Regions from separate parts of the Homo sapiens genome. Here region 1 is linked to region 2. The links are chromatin loops, found by intact Hi-C in ENCODE. Cell type or tissue: PC-9. All regions are shown on one strand. Links, peaks and the distances in the headings refer to the core of each region. The heading gives the core; the rest is flanking DNA.

Evidence for each region. Peaks named below come from ENCODE experiments on the same cell type or tissue, not always from the same donor. Only the 100,000 strongest peaks of a DNase experiment are listed, where the experiment ranks them.
Region 1: it touches region 2 in a loop (5-fold over the local background); 18 of 110 quality-filtered maps call a loop at or near these places.

What each region holds. Positions count from the first base shown.
Region 1 is chr1:25,245,811-25,248,723 of GRCh38, reverse strand. RSRP1 (arginine and serine rich protein 1) reads left to right here and starts at 1,270. Exons shown (of 5, transcript NM_020317.5): 1 at 1,270-1,415; 2 at 1,695-2,280. The coding sequence starts at 1,761. RefSeq lists enhancers at 1,030-1,754, 1,755-2,479. In PC-9, for the core only: no CTCF peak of the experiment used is centred there; a DNase peak (open chromatin) is centred at 1,173; H3K4me3 peaks cover 2,163 bases; H3K27ac peaks cover 1,092 bases.
Region 2 is chr1:25,351,255-25,354,167 of GRCh38, reverse strand. It overlaps TMEM50A (transmembrane protein 50A), which reads right to left. Exons shown (of 7, transcript NM_014313.4): 4 at 2,475-2,542; 5 at 1,194-1,286. Among named protein-coding and RNA genes, the nearest start is that of TMEM50A, 14 kb to the right of the region's middle. In PC-9, for the core only: no CTCF peak of the experiment used is centred there; no DNase peak of the experiment used is centred there; H3K27ac peaks cover 358 bases.

The DNA.
Region 1 (2,913 bases), core at 119-2,618, 110 kb after region 2:
AGATGTGGATGAACTGCGGAGATGTGGGGTGAAGATGAACAAGAGATGAGTGAGTTTGTGTCTCCCTCTAAAGAAAGTGGCTTTTGTCAAAATGTACTTGTAAAGAAGTGTATAGGCTGGGCAAAGTGGCTCACGCCTGTAATCCCAAAACTTCAGGAGGCTGAGGCGGAAGAATCGCTTGAGCCCAGGAGTTGGAGACCAGCCTGGGCAACACAGTTAGATCCCGTGGGTAAAAAAGTGCAAAAATTAGCATGGTGGTGCATGCCTGTAGTTCCAGCTCTTCGGGAGCCTGGGCTGCAGTGAGCCGTGATGGCCCCACCACACTCCAGCCTGGGCGAGTGAGACCCTGTCTCAAAAAAAAAAAAAAAAAAAAAGGCAATTAACCCACAATTTTCAAGGCAATTGTTATGCTTTATTACAAGAAGTGTTTGAAATGCATCCCATTTGTAGATCCCTAGAAGTAAAATAGTCACCTTTGTTTACACTCACACCAAACACAGTTTTTGGAAGAGATATCGCAGACTTCATTATTATCCCCAGATTAAAGGTCAGTTTTGAGTCTTTTTATTTTGTCTCGACCTTATTACCTTCCTAGCCAAAACATGGAAGTAAAACATCTTTTCTACGTTAATACTGCATTTCCAGGGGTCTTGGGGTGTTCCGGGGGAGGGTGAGGTCCCCTCTCTGTCATGGCGGGGTGTGGACGCGGTCGCCTTCTCCTGGCGCCGCGGTACCTAGGACAGGAGGAAGAGGCCAGGAAGGGTCCAGGGAGGCTCAGGCCGGGTCTGCGACTTGCCGGTGGGTGGCGGCAACGACCCTGTGGGCACCAGCCCGTCAGACGGCCCCAGCTCCGAGCCCGGCTGCGAGCCCTCTCCAGCCTGCAGCCGCTCCTCTCCCGGCCCTACTCCCCGCCCGGCACTGACGTCCAGCCCCGCCCGTGCAGTGAGGCCAGAGCCTGGTGTAGCCCCACGCGGGGCCGTTCCATCTTCGAAGTTTTCTGGTGACTGGGTCGGTCCCGCAATTATCTCAGATCAGGGGGGAAGCCAAGGGCAACGGGACACCCTGATGTATCAAACACCTCCCCCTGGAGCCCCATCGCGCATGCGCACCCTGGAGGCAAGCGCTCGAGGCACAGGGCGCGGCTTGGGGAGGGAGGAGGCAGGGCGGTGGTTGGGCAAGAGAAGAGCCGCGCCCACCACGGAACATCTCTGCGCATGCGCCGGGGGCCAGCTTCTGGTACTTTTGACGCGTCTGCTAACGTAGTCCCTCAGTGCGCATCCGGACGTAGGAGGTGGAGGTTGTGGAATTCGCCGTTCGAAAGCAGGGACTAAAAGCCCCACTTCGTCTTACGTTCCGAAAGGAAGGCGTCTGTTGAGCCTTTCTCTCAGTCGTGAGGGAGGCGTCGACGGCGTGCGGTAAGTTTTCTGCTGACGGGGTCTCTCAGGACCACCGCAGTGGTCTCTCAGGAGTGAGGGACGGGAAACGTGCCGGGCCCCGCGTTTGGGGAACGCAGCGTTTCGCTTCAAGGCCGCGGCCTCAGGGCGCCGAGCGGGGTTTCTAGGGCTCGGTTCCTGTCGCGGCGGTCGCCGCCCGCGCCGTGGCTCCGCCTCCCGGAGGTTCCCCGACTGTGGCTTCCGGGTGGCCAGGCGCCGGCTTCCGCGACTCGACTTGTTTTTTCTCTCTTGGTTTTTTAGGAAGTCCTGAGTTGAGGCTTGCGGGATCCTTTCCGGAGAAAGCGCAGGCTAAAGCCGCAGGTGAAGATGTCCAACTACGTGAACGACATGTGGCCGGGCTCGCCGCAGGAGAAGGATTCGCCCTCGACCTCGCGGTCGGGCGGGTCCAGCCGGCTGTCGTCGCGGTCTAGGAGCCGCTCTTTTTCCAGAAGCTCTCGGTCCCATTCCCGCGTCTCGAGCCGGTTTTCGTCCAGGAGTCGGAGGAGCAAGTCCAGGTCCCGTTCCCGAAGGCGCCACCAGCGGAAGTACAGGCGCTACTCGCGGTCATACTCGCGGAGCCGGTCGCGATCCCGCAGCCGCCGTTACCGAGAGAGGCGCTACGGGTTCACCAGGAGATACTACCGGTCTCCTTCGCGGTACCGGTCCCGGTCCCGTAGCAGGTCGCGCTCTCGGGGAAGGTCGTACTGCGGAAGGGCGTACGCGATCGCGCGGGGACAGCGCTACTACGGCTTTGGTCGCACAGTGTACCCGGAGGAGCACAGCAGATGGAGGGACAGATCCAGGACGAGGTCGCGGAGCAGAACCCCCTTTCGCTTAAGTGAAAAAGGTGGGTGGGTCATTTACCTTTCCATTTGTGGTAATGTATGGTGGCAGTATATGAGTAGGCTAGGGAACCAACGTTGCTGTGTAGTTTCAATATTAGTTCCTTTAGTGCCCGAAATCTTTTTGGAGGAAAGAGGGAGGACATTACCTGTATTTAAGTGGACAGCATTCTCTTTAGGGTTAAAGGTCAACTGGATGTTAAATGGCTCAGGATGTAGGGAACTTTTTTTCCTATTGGCTGACTGTTCTTAGTGGGTGGAGCCTTTTAAATGTTATGATTAAGTTAAAGGTTCTAAGTTAACGTGATTGGGAAGAACAATATCAAAACACGCCTTCTTTTAGTTGACATTATTACTGAATAAAATTGGATTGTCGAGTATCCTAAGTGACCTAGGAGGCCGGGCGCGGCGGCTCACCTCTGTAATCCCAGCACTTGGGGAGGCGGAGGCGGAGGCGGGTGGGTCACTTGAGGCCAGGCGTTCCATACCAGCCTGGCCAACATAGCTCACTATCTAGTAAAAGTACAAAAATTAGCCGGGGGTGGTGGTAGAAATACACTTTAGTAGTGTATCAGTATTGGTTCAGTGGTTGTGATAATTATATAAAGAATCTACAGCAGAAAAACCTGGTTTTCAGA
Region 2 (2,913 bases), core at 202-2,701:
AAATACAAAACTAGCAGGGCGTGGTGGCATGCGCCCGTCATCTCAGCTACTCAGGAGGCTGAGTGGGAGGATTGCTTGAGCCTGGGAGGTGGAGGTTGCAGTAAGCTGAGATTGTGCCACTGCATTCCAGCCTGGGTGACAGAGCAGACCCTGTCTCAAAAAATAAAAAAAATAATTAAAATAAAATTAAAAATACAAATATTTGGAAATATCTATTACTCCCATCTATGAGATTAAATGATTTTAATAAAAATTTAGGAAACATTATTTTAATCTACAAGTTACATTTTATTCAAATAAGTGTTAAAATATGAGCAGAATATATATAACCTGGTCCAGTTTTTATAAATCATTAATACTGTATTTTTACTATGACACCCATAGCAATTTTACCTGGACCATTAAATGGGTTTTCTGTTTTTCTAGGGTCCCTCAAGGTGAAATTTCTCCCAGGGTCTAACAGTATACCTTTTCCTGAGCTTGCCTTAAAGTGGCCTTATATAGCAGATGTATATTAAATGTTAGTTTACTTTTCTGTCTGAAAGGAGGTGACATCATATTACCAGGGAGGCTTAACTGAATAAATCTCAATTCTGGGATGTTAGAGCTTTGCACAGATATTCTGAAAGTCAGAACTTGTTAGGCCAGGCTTGAGGCCAGGAGTTCAAGGCCAGCCTTAGCAACATAGCAAGATCCATCTCTATAAAAAATTTAAAAATTAGCTGGGTGTGGTTGTGTGTGCTTGTGGCCCTAGCTACCTGGGAAGCTGAGGTGTGAGGATGGCTTGAGCCCAGGAGGTTGAGGCTGCAGTGGGCCATGATCATGCCATTGCACTCCAGCCTGGGTGATAGTGAGACTCTTGTCTCTAAAAAAGAAACAAAGCTTGCTAACTAGCTAGATAACATATGTTCTGCTTTTGAGATTTTTGGAAGCCAAAGAAAAGCAGTGTTTAGAGCTGTCTCATCCCTTCCAGGCTCTGGATAAGAAGAAAAATGACTGAAGAAAGGAATACTAAAAATATATAAGACAAAGAAAACCAAACACTGTCGGTGGAGGGTGGGGGGTCCCGGATATAAATGCATCGCTAGTAGTTGGCCCAACTATAGGAAAAAAATTTTATTCTAAAATAACCAACTTTAATGCAAAATTCCAGTATTCCACTGAAGTAAATTGTAACCTATGTTTTCTCTTACCTTTAGCAACATAACCTCCAAAAAGAATCCACATAGATGCAATCAGAGATCCAAAGGCCAACATGAAACCAACGAAAAGCCAAATGCGAGCACCTTCAAAGAAATAATATTTTACCAGAATTCTTTCTTATAGGGCAGTACAATTAACTTTCAAAAAGAAAATAAAACCCAAACAGAAAAAAAAAAAGTGCAACTGCCATTAAAGTCTAACGTGAGAACAGTAAAGGATGTGTTAAACATCTTCATCAGTGTACCTGTTGGCCTTTTTCTTCTTGGTTGGTCTGTATAGATTTTTAAAAATTATTTATGAGTCTGTATAAGTGCATATACTTACTTTCCCCAACTGCCTACACTGAGAAAACCTATACTCAACCTTCCTATAAAACATCTCATAAAATCTGTTTCACCATATTTAGAGGCTCATTCTCCTTATGCTTTTATATAGACAATGATCCCACATTTTTTTTTTTTTTTTTTTTGAGGCAGAGTCTTGCTCTGTCTCCTAGGCTGGAGTGCAGTGGCGCAATCTCGGCTCACTGCAAGCTCCACCCGCCCAGGTTCATGCCATTCCCCTGCCTCAGCCTCCAGAGTAGCTGGGACTACAGGCACCCGCCACCACGCCCAGCTGATTTTTTGTATTTTTAGTAGAGACGGGGTTTCACTGTGTTAGCCAGGATGATCTCGATCTCCTGACCTTGTGATCTGCCTGCCTTGGCCTCTCAAAGTGCTGGGATTACAGCCGTGAGCCACTGTGCCCGGCCGCTCCCAGATCTTCCAAGAGTACTTTCAAACAGTAACACAGACATACAGTAAAAAATTCATATTCAGTGACATACGAATCTCCAAGCTACCATATTTCACTTTCAGGGAAGTTAGGCAGCAAAATAAATTCAAATTTACTGTGACTAGAACTTAGGAAGGTTGCATTAAAATTATGTTAACAGAGGAGGACAGGCAACTTTCAAATCACATTAACATGTTTATGAAGATTTGCTATAAATAAATGGAGTCATGACTGCCTAAAATGAATTCTGATAGGGCCTCTTTAATTTGCATAAATACATTTTAATAAAAACACTGCCTACACTCAATAAAGCACGGCAAATAGAATGTTATATATTAATTCCCAATTTCAAGCCCAAAACATAAAACAATAGATTCAAAATAATAAGCTGTTACTCACAGATATATTAAAACAAATAGAAAAGTGGTATTTCCATGTGAAATACTCATCTTAAGGATTTAAGCATGTATAATAAGATGCTGTTTGCACCTATTTACCTGTTTGACCCAGACAACCTTCACTGTAACTATCACCTCGGACTTGTCCATTCGATACTGCATTAATCCTGTATGAATAAAATAAAACCAAGAAATCAGGGTCCATGACACCAATTACCAGAAACAATAATCTACAGTTTCTCAAATGTAAGGTTAGGCCTGAAAGTCTTTTTTTTTTTTTTAAAGATACAGGGTCTCACTCTGTTGCTCAAGCTAGAATGCAGTGGCACAACCATGGCTTACTGCAGCCTTGAAATCCCAGGCTCAAGTGATCCTCCCACTTCAGCCTCCTGAGTAGCTGGGATTACAGGTGTGCACCACCACACCCAGCTAATTTTTAAAAATTTTTGTAGAGACAAAGTCTTGCTATGTTGCTCAGGCTGGTCTCAAACTCCTGGCCTCAAGAGATCCTCCTTGCCTTGACCTCCCAAAGTGCCAC